2 separate regions of the Mus musculus genome follow, and region 2 is linked to region 1. A link is a loop called in an ENCODE intact Hi-C map of the cell type or tissue named here. Cell type or tissue: heart. All regions are shown on one strand. Links, peaks and the distances in the headings refer to the core of each region. The heading gives the core; the rest is flanking DNA. Region 1 overlaps Hecw2 (HECT, C2 and WW domain containing E3 ubiquitin protein ligase 2). Region 2 overlaps Hecw2 (HECT, C2 and WW domain containing E3 ubiquitin protein ligase 2).

Evidence for each region. Hi-C counts contacts between places; a loop is a spot of excess contacts. Peaks named below come from ENCODE experiments on the same cell type or tissue, not always from the same donor. Only the 100,000 strongest peaks of a DNase experiment are listed, where the experiment ranks them.
Region 2: it touches region 1 in a loop (2.2-fold over the local background); 2 of 42 quality-filtered maps call a loop at or near these places.

Annotation. Positions count from the first base shown.
Region 1 is chr1:54,035,989-54,041,368 of GRCm38, forward strand. It overlaps Hecw2 (HECT, C2 and WW domain containing E3 ubiquitin protein ligase 2), which reads right to left. Exons shown (of 29, transcript NM_001001883.3): 2 at 4,213-4,539. The coding sequence starts at 4,504. Among named protein-coding and RNA genes, the nearest start is that of Hecw2, 160 kb to the right of the region's middle. In heart, for the core only: a CTCF peak has its summit at 3,299 (motif pointing right); no DNase peak of the experiment used is centred there.
Region 2 is chr1:53,924,797-53,930,176 of GRCm38, forward strand. It overlaps Hecw2 (HECT, C2 and WW domain containing E3 ubiquitin protein ligase 2), which reads right to left. Exons shown (of 29, transcript NM_001001883.3): 8 at 2,269-2,369; 9 at 514-1,887. Among named protein-coding and RNA genes, the nearest start is that of Mir7681, 78 kb to the left of the region's middle. In heart, for the core only: a CTCF peak has its summit at 3,010 (motif pointing left); no DNase peak of the experiment used is centred there.

The DNA.
Region 1 (5,380 bases), core at 256-5,255:
GAAAAATGAAACTCTGTTTTTATTAAGTTGTGTTTATTCATTAGAATGCAAAATTCTCCCAGAGTCTTCTCATATCTCAATGGCCAGAAGAGATGTATACATCCTCTCCTGAGCATTCAAAACTGGATTAGCATAGACGGTTACACTCTTCCTGAGCCTGAGAAGGAAGCTCTGAAGTCCAGTACTCACTGCCATCCTTTCTGACTCCGTCAGGACCCCCTGTCCTGGAAGCAGGGAGAAAACAGGAGGAAATAGCTATCTGTTAAAGTGTACTGGCATGCCTGTTACCCCTTTCCTTGTGGAATGCCAATGCTCACCTCTTTTCCCTGAGAAGTAAGGGGAAAAAGAGCCTTTCCACCCTTGAAAAGTAATGGCTAACCCTGCTTAAAGTCAGGCCTCTGTCCACTCCATTTGAAGACCCAGGTACACCAAATCGCTCCTCCCTCTTTTTTTTTTCTTTCTTTCTTTCTTTCTTTCTTTCTTTCTTTCTTTCTTTCTTTCTTTCTTTCTTTCTTTCTTTCTTTCTTTCTTTCTTTTATTACGTATTTTTCTCAATTACATTTCCAATGCTATCCCAAAAGTCCCCCACACCTTCCCCACCACTCCCCTACCCACCCATTCCCACTTTTTGGCCTTGGCGTTCCCCTGTACTGGGGCATATAAAGTTTGCCTGTCCAATGGACATCTCTTTCCAGTGATGGCCGACTAGGCCATCTTTTGATACATATGCAGCTAGAGGGGACCTCATGAAACTGCAAAGCTTCTGCAAGGCAAAAGACACCGTCAATAAGACAAAAAGGCCACCAACAGATTGGGAAAGGATCTTTACCTATCTTAAATCAGATAGGGGACTAATATGCAATATATATAAAGAACTCAAGAAGGTGGACTCCAGAAAATCAAATAACCCCCTTAAAAGATGGGGCTCAGAGCTAAAGAAAGAATTCTCACCCGAGGAATACCGAATGGCTGAGAAGCACCTGAAAAAATGCTCAACATCCTTAATCATCAGAGAAATGCAAATCAAAACAACCCTGAGATTCCACCTCACACCAGTCAGAACAGCTAAGATCAAAAATTCAGGTGACAGCAGATGCTGTTGAGGATGTGGAGAAAGAGGAACACTCCTCCATTGTTGGTGGGATTGCAAGCTTGTACAACCACTTTGGAAATCAGTCTGGCGGTTCCTCAGAAAATTGGACATAGTACTATCGGAGGATCCCGCAATACCTCTCCTGGGCATATATCCAGAAGATGTCCCTCCCTCTTTTCAAATACAGCAGTGGCCTTGTGACTCCAGAAATAAGTTACATTTAATGCTACTGATGTGACAGACTGACTAGGCATTTTCATTTAAGTCCTCGTTTGTGTTAGCATATCCCTTAAGGGTTAGAGATAACTGCTTCTTTCTACTATTTCCTGCCAGAGATCTATGAGAATTCTAGAAGTTAAAAAGTCAACTACCTGAAAGTTTAAAATTCACCAAGTGGGACTGACACGGAATAAAGAAAAGGGGGAAAAGGCTAATAAACTTAAGGATGGATAGAGCCAGTGTGGTGGTCCACTCCTATTACCTCAGCACTTGGGAAGGGAGGTGAACAGAAAAGAATCAGGAATTGAAGGTCATCTTCAGCTACACAGCAATGTCAGGCAACTTGGGACACAAAAGACCCTGTTTCTAATACCTGTGTGTGTGCATGCATGCGTGCATGCGTGCATGCATGCGTGCATGTGTGCATACATGTCTCTGTGTGTCTGTGTGAAGGAGGAAAAGGAGGAGGAGGAAGATGGATAAGAAGAAACTAGGAAATGTGAATATCATGGAGAAAATAGATCTATGAAAAATAGGTCAAAACCACAAATACCTTGTAGAACAATGTGAAATAATATAATATAGGTTGCAGTAAAAAGTAAGAATACTTAAAACACACACACACACATACACACATGAAGAAAATATGAAGTCAGGCAGTGGTGGCACATGCCTTTGATCCCAGCACTCAGGAGGCAGAGGAACCAGATCTCTATGAGGTTAGTGTGGTCTACAGAGTTAGCTCCAGAAATACACAGAGAAACCCTGTCTCAAAAAAAAAGGAAAGAAAGAGAGAAAGAGAGAAAGAGAGAAAGAAAGGAAGGAAGGAAGGAAGGAAGGAAGGAAGGAAGGAAGGAAGGAAGGAAGGAAGGAAGGAAGGAAAAAGTGGCAAAGTTTCCCAAATTCATCAAAATCATTAACATAAACTTCACATATTCCAGCCAATGTAACTAAAATAAAATTTGCATATAAATATGTCATAGTCAACACTGATGGAAACAAATGTAAAGAACAATGGTGATTTATGTGAGAGGGATAGAAGCTTCCTGAAGAAGAGCTAACACTTGCAAGAGATTCACTTCCCACTCTTGCTTTCCTAGCTTAGGAAACTCTGACACAAACTCCTTCCTCAGCAGGTAACGCACAAAACATGAGAACTATGGCCACTGTGCTTTTGTTCCTTACTTAACCTGATTAGACAGGAAAATGTAACAGTTTGAGGGGATGAACAATAAGAAAGTATGAGAAAATAGTAAATAATCCGAGTTAATGCCCACCTAACTCTAGAAGACTGTCGTTCACATATGTAAACTTAATCTTATACGAGAAAATAAAAATTAATTATTTTTCCAAGAAACATCATATAAAACATTTTAAACCACCATTTTTTATTTGCAATGTCATAGGAAGACTTAAGTTTTTTTTTATTATTAAAATATCTAAAATGTAAAAAAAAAAAAAAAATGGAGCCCAAAGGGAGACTGACATCCTACAAACTGTACGCTCTTTTACGGTCATAATAACATGAACAAGGACTTTAAATTGCATGCCTTCCTCATTTTGACTATATAGTTAAATACACCCAAAGAAAATAAACAACTTTAGAGACTTTTGCCTACCACTCTTTTTGTTACCATAAGAGGGGGGAGAAAAAAAGTTACTAATTCATTGAAATTTTTTCTATTCTGGATTTTTTTTCCCGCTATCCAGCATGGTTAATCATTTAGAGCTCCAAAGTTACAGAACCCATATTTTTTTCAAAAGAAAATTCTTAGTCCCCAAAGAAGCCCAGTTTCAGTGGGCTTATCATTCTAACAAAAGTTCAGCAAGGATGCAGGTTTGCAGGCTTTTCAAAGTGGGACCAGGGGACTCCTGGGGCAGATGGAGCTCTGCTGTCCATGCACTGCTGTGAAGGACCCTGTTCTCATCCCACTACAGAGATGAAATCAAAATAACGGCAGTCAAAAATGTCTCCACACCAAGTGTCCTCTAGGGGGCAAAATGAGCCCTGCCTAGGAGGCCAACACAGGACTCCTTGTTTATTCCTTACACAGCAACCAAAACAAGACGCTTGACTCATAACTTACAGTGAAATCAATATCAGGTATCAATTTTAGAATCATTTCCTTCATTCAGAGAAAAATTATCCAACTGTGAATAACGCTGGATTATATTATTATGTTAGATTTAAAATGTATTTAAGATTAATTGGGCCGGGCAGTGGTGGCACATGCCTTTAATCCCAGCACTTGGGAGGCAGAGGCAGGCGAATTTCTGAATTCGAGGCCAGCCTGGTCTACAGAGTGAGTTCCAGGACAGCCAGGGCTACACAGAGAAACCCTGTCTCAAAAAACAAACAAACAAAAAGGAAGAAGAAATAACAACTAACTTGTATTTTCTGGGATATTTCATTCATCATTCATTCACATATGAATAACAGATTTGAATATAGTTAAACAAAGCTGGGACTGTTTTCTCAAAACAAATAGGTAATATTTCCCATTCATAAAAAGATACCCCAGGCTGCAGATTGTTTTAAGTGAAATCAACCTGTGGAGAACGCAAACTGTTTTCCTATCAGTTTAACAGTGTTCATAGGTGTTAAGGACCCCCTCTTTCCAAGTCATGACGGTGTCTCAAGAACAACAATAAAGGGAAGAGAAAATCCAGCGGTGCCCACAGGGGCTGACATTTAGTTTGGTAGAAATAGAACCACAAGATGCTTGTAAAGGAACAGCTGCCTCTCCTCCCAAGGAACAAAGAATGTGCCCAGAATCTGCTTTGTCTATTTGTGTATGAAAACCTTCTCTTCCTTTTTATGGCAGCAGAAAACACAGAACATTACCATCTCAGAGTTAAAAGCCATGCTGAGCCACATGCAAGTCTTCACCCAGACTCACCTATGTGATAGAGTCCTATCCAATCGCTGGGGTCAACCTCTTCCTTAATGTCCCAGAAGATAATGAGGTTCTGGGCTTGCCCCAGCGTGTATTCGTACATGCTGGCAGTCAGGCTGGAGCGGCTCTCAGAAGTCACCAGATCCGTGTCACTGTTGGCCCGCTGTAGGGCCATGTTCTCGGGCATTGAGTTCTGGGCTGCCAGGCTCTGGAGGTTCTCTGGGCTCAGTGTGTACCGCATCTGTGGATTTCGACGCCGCACAAAAAGCAAATGCTCCCGGGCTGAGCTAGCCATCTTGTCTGCCTCTCTGAGGTTGTTTTCCTACAAAGCTGCAAGAGACAGACAAGCATAAAACATCAGTGCTAAAAGGTGAGGAGTTAGTATTAAACATCCCAGATATAAAGCCTGAGATTTTATTAAAGCCTCAGCATACAATAATCTACTGTGGAAATAAAAGACACCATCCTACAGTCACCTGATAATATCAGAAATAACGTCTAGGACAGAGATCACAAGATGGCCAGGCTGTCATACACCTCTGGCCCCTGGTTTCTCTTAGCACAGCTTTTCCAAGAAAGTGAAAAGGAGGGACTTTTCTAGCATCCCTCTTAGATCCATGCCTTCCTACATATCCCACCACCCTCTGCCCCCTTTCTATCCCACACGTAACTAAATTTTCAACCAGTAAGATACATGCTAAATGCAGACAATGAACGCTACTGATGTACTGCTCACTGCTTCACTTCCCCTGCCATGAGGAGCGTAGCTCACTGGCAACATCTTCAAGAGCTTGCGCAAATGTGGCCCCTGCACTTAAATACAGAGGAGGGGGCATTATATCCAGAATGGCAACATCCTGGAAGTAAGTCTTTATGTTTCTCTGTAAAGTCCGATTTGCCATATGATCACTCACCTAGCCCTTGTCCATTCCCCCTAATACAAACAAAGCTTTCACAAAAGCAGCGATTCTCATTTGTTGTCACTATGTCACAGTGTCTACAGTGGCATTGGGATCCATATCGACGAGGAAAGGCGAGCATCTTTAACCCAGAGACTCGGTGGCATGACTCACGTCTCCATGCTCTCTTCTGAGCCCACTGCTTGTCACCCTGAAGTTCCAAATGGCACAAACTATTCCTATCACCTGGATCATGATGGGTGCTTGCCTTT
Region 2 (5,380 bases), core at 77-5,076, 110 kb before region 1:
TCTTTAAGATGGAAGACTACTGCTTGCCAGGCCTCGTATGTCAGCAATAGATGATGCCTGCTTTAAAAGGACTGAATTTGAACTGAGGTCTGTGTGCATGGAAATCATGCCCTCTTCTTCCTAGCTATGTGAATGGCAAATGATGGTCTCTCCAGACTGGGAGGCCTGATGCATAAGAATGGCTTTAGGTATCTATACATTTGCTTCCTTATTTTCCCCTCTTTAATTCTTTTGCTGATTGGTAAACCCCAGAGGAGGAATTCATTTTCTTATTCACCTATACATGCAAACTGCATCACAATTTACATATACACAAACCATACTTCTACACACATGCAAATTATATACACATACATGCCAATGATATATTTACATATAGTACATATATCTACACATATGTAAATTATATATCCACATACATGTAAATTATGCATATACACATATGTAAATTATATGATTTCTTTTTGAGCAGTTACGCTTAAGCCAAGAGTCATGCTGTCTTCTATATCCTACCTCCAGTGGCGCCCTCCTCCTGGGCAGTGGCCCCTTCGCAGGCACCTTGGGCATCCCCAGCATCCCCATCTTCCTGGGGCTGGCTATCAGTGGCAGCAGCAGCAGGAGCAGCAGCGGCTGCTCCCTCAAGACTCCCCCTCCTCTGCCAGACTTCCCCTAGCTCCCCCTGCTCAGATAAAGCAGCAGCTTCAGCCGCTGACCCTTCCTCTTCCCTGCTGGGCACCTGCACAGCAGGTAAAGAACTAGGAGTGCAGACGGACTCCTGCGACCCCTCTGCGGGGCCACTGCTGGTGGGCTCAGCTGCACAGGCCCCATCTTCTTCCTCCTGAGAAGAAAAGGCGGGGGTTTCTGGAAATCGCGCACTCTCTAGAGATGAGCACCGTGTCTCCACGGAGGACAGCTGTGTAGTCACGCTCTCATTGCATGAGCTGTCTGCGCCTTCCGGGTCACTCTCCCCCTCAGGTCTGGTACTGGCCTCACTCACACTCTCTGTCCTTGCAGGGTCACTGGGTTCTGTCTCAGAGGACACCTGGGAAGGTTCAGATCCCTGGTCCAGGGACTCGGTCTCACTGGCAGCTCTGCGGCTCCCTCCAGATGTGTCAGAAGCTCCTGCATCTGCACCACTTGTGGGCTGATCTACTTCTTGAGAGCTACACAATTCAGTGCTACCCTGGTCTGCACTGGGTTGAGGCTCCAGGTTGGCTTCATTTTCATCAGGGGCTGTACTTGATGGCAAGGAGCCATCTGCAACCTCTGGAAGATTCTCCAGCCTCTCTTCTAAGGATGCAGTTTCATGTATAGAGGCATCCTCATTCTCCACAGGGTTGTCATCCTCTGGTTTGGTCTGAGATGTCAGGCTCCCATCATCAATTCTCGACGCCCTGCTGCACATGATCAAGCCTCCCTCCTCCTCCAAAGAAGATGGGTAGCCCAAGTCTTGCTGAAACTCATGGTCTTCTTCGTCTGAGTCAATATGAAGCATCGCATTGAGTCTTGTGTCAGTGGGAAAACTACTCCTCAGTTTAGGAGAGGCTCCCATGGACCGCTCAGAGGAGGAGGCTGCCCCTGGCCTGGCGGGGCCATTGTGTTCAATAGCATCTAAGTAATCATTGAGGGAATCCTGGCGGCCCCTGGGGGGTGAATTTCTAGAAGAAGTAGAGATCAAGTCCTCCGTGTCGATCTCCAGGGTAGAGCTAGTCCTGAAAGAATGCTTAGGGGTGCCATCAGCAACACTGTCCTCGGACACTGGCCCATTAGCACAGATAGTACTGTCATGATGGCTGCCTGGCATATCCTCCTCATCGGAAGGGCTGCCCAGGTCTCCATTCACAGTGTGGACTCCGAGGATGGTGCCGACAGCCTCTGGAGAAGCATCTGAGTGAGGAAGCAGCACTGGTGAGCATTCAATAGAAGACAGAAAGACCTACTGTCCTGAAACTAACAAGTTTGCTGAGTTCAGTCATCCCAAAGGTGACTCTGACGTGTCACTGGCTGCTAGAACTCACTACTCCTCACTAAATGAGTATCCCGTGTAACATCTGGCACAGGAGGTATAGGTTCGATCTCTGCAGACTACCTTCGTAACGCAAACGTAATTCTTGGAGCCGTTTTTTGCTAACCAGACTCTCCTAAGTGCTTTGGAAGCTGGCAGTCATTGGAAAGCCATTCCATTTCCAGCACTGGACACAGAATGATTCCATTTAAATGCCAACTATCAATGGACAGTGTGTGCTTATGCAGCAAGAGACACCTCACCTTCGTGAGCAGAAGATGTAACTTCCACTTTAAACTGGAGGTACCCACTCACGTGGTCAGCTGGGAGCCGTCTGCCAAGGTTGTAGCTGAGCATTTGGTCCCTGCAGGGGAAGAAACAGCCCTTCATCCCGAGTGTACCTTTGCCTTCTTCCCACAGGCCACCCCAGACCCACAGGCTGTCCCTTGAACATTTCAGAATTTGAAGTAAATACAGGCTGGAGCACAACGTGGCCCAGGGACAAAAAGAAAGTCACCTTATAGGAAACATTAAAGAAGAGAGAACAATATGAGAATATAAAACCAGGTTGATTCCAGACAGCAGCTCCTATTGTGAGTATGTGTGTGTGTGTGTATGTGTGTGTAAGTGTGTGTGCGCACGGGCTGACCTTACCTTCCTCATCTGCAAAATAAGGGACTAGAGATAATGCTCTCATTCCTGGGGAACCTACTGACTCTCAGGTACAAACCTCAGGTGTTCTGCAATGAGGGAGAGTACCGAATCCCATGTCTGGTGCTAGGCTTGATCACAACTGGCCTGCTGCTCATTTTTTGGCCTGCCTTCGTGGTGGTCTTAGGCTGTTGGCTGGCATAAGGATAGGATTATCCAGCTGTTTCAAGTCCATGTCTATTTTCCAGATTCAAATACAAGGAACTCCTATCCTGAGTCAGCTGATTGACAACTAATTACAGACAACCAAAAGGCTAATCAAGTCACACTATTTCTGCTCTCACGCTGCCCTCTACCGGCTCTTCTGGGAAGAGATGCCTCTGCACCACTACTTTATAGAGCCTTTAGTCAGCTTTGCAGCATCAACATATAGAGCTTTGTTTTGTAAACAAATATACATACATATATATGCGTGTGTATATATATATATATATATAAAATTTTATCAATTTGTAATTCATCTGAATTCATAAGTAAGTTCTTGAGACATATCTTTTTATGATGTTGATATTATTGTCCTAGACTGATGCTGTCCAACAGTTTGCTTTCCCACCTGAAGTGTTCACTGAAGAACATGTACACATTCCCGGGGCTCTAGGGATCTGTTCTCTTTACTTCCCTGGCCACCAGGGAGGAAGCACAAACCCTGTTTACTAGAGGAAGATATGAAGGTAAGTAGCTACCATAAGAAGAAGCTACTGGATGGCAGACTGGGGATGAGATACACGTTACCCCACTGAGGAAGCCCCTGTCAGGCATCCTCTGTACTACAAGCTCATCTGACACACAGTCTCCGTGATTCCAGGCTGCTTTGGGTGGTGTTCCTCTTACTGCCATTTTCTACTTGTGGGATACCTGAATGTCATGTTGCCATCAATACTCTTGCTGAACAGGGAGTTCAAACAGGTATTACACGCATATTACATCAGAATATTTGATAGAACTCCATAGCAGCTGCAATTGGTGCAATGACAGGGATGCACCTTTCCTATTCACCGCTGTATTCACACCATTCAGGGAGCCCCTGACATACAGAAGTGCTTGCACACTGGTGAGTATGCCCAGCAGCAAATCCCAAGGCCTAGCCTCTACTTTCTGACACCTAGTCATCTAATAAATCCATCATTTTCTTGTCAAAATAAAATGATTGCGTCTCCATTTTCTGCCAAAAACCACTAGTGATGCTAATGAGGGAAGATTTGCAAAAGCAATGTTTAAGGTAGAGAATGAGTGTTCTATAAGAGTTATAAGGAAAGGACTGTACACATCTGTTTTAGTTACTGTCTCATCTCCAATGCCCAACACAGTGCTTGACATTTAGTAGGCACTTAATGGATACATAATAACTAACTGCCAAACAAGAACCATTACGTGGAATAATTTTAACTGAGAAAAACATCCTCAATTCAACTCTCCCATATCACAGTTCAGAAAAGTGGCCTATGCCTCTTGGATCCTCCATGAAGAGTGTGTTCTGTACGGAGTGTGGGTCCCGGTTCTCCTCCTGAGTTTGTCCAGCCCATCCAGACTCAAGCTGCTTCCTGCTATGATGTATCATTACGAAGAATATGCTATACATTACTACTATTATAAAAAACAAACAACAAAAGACTTTCTCTAGATGCCCGAGGCATTCTCCCACTAATTGGAGAAAATGATAACCATAGGACCGTGACAAGTCTTTTGGAAAGGAAGCTGGCCATGCCATGGAAAATTTTACGGTTAAACAAATGCTTTAAAAAAAGATTAGGAAGTGTAGATTATCCCATAAAGCCCTGCCCTGGACACTATCACCTATTTCAGATAGCTGCAGTTCACCAAATGTGTAACTAACCAAAGTACAGCCCTTTCAAGATGTATTGATTACTCAATAGAAAACAATAATCAGGTCAGAAATTTTAACATATGCCAGTATCTGGTACGATGGCAATGCTTTTAGCCTGTTCATGGAAAGACATCTCACTTCTGACACTTTGTGAATGCATTTTGGACTTCCTTACACTACACACAGAGCTGGGTCTGTCTCTCCCGTGGGTGTTTAGCTCTTTAAAAGACTAACACAAACACCACTGACAAGCTCAAGCCATTCCTTGATCAATCTTGCTATCAGTACATAAATGGATACAGATATAGTACCTGAATTAGATGGTTATAATTAATATAAATCAAGTGAGAAATATACTAGCTTTATTGCAGTTGATTCCTAACATAATCATTCACTGTTGATACACGCTAAGAATAATTTCAAAAGTTCTCAAAATATATCTTCTAGAAGCTATAATTATTATCTTTAAAAATAACTGTCATGTCTCAGCTTTTTATCAGATAAACCAAGCTCCTAGAGTTTTGTATTATTGCTTTATTTTGTGTGGGCTGTCCACCCACCCTGGTCACATCTTCTGAAAATCAAGCGGAACAGAATCCATCAGAATCTGTGAGTTTGATGGGGCTAGAGGGGCCTCATAGTCTGAGTAATCGTTTTCAGATGAGGAAACAGAAACCCCAGAAACCTGAAGTGAATGTGGAGGGTCAGGTCTCCACTGGCAACACTTACAGGCAGAACTCAAGGTGTAAAAAGTGCAGTGAATATGCAGGGCCAGCTTCCCGGGCAGGGAACAACTACAACTTGTCCTCCAGATGTTTCAGAGAGCAGCGGGTCTAGAG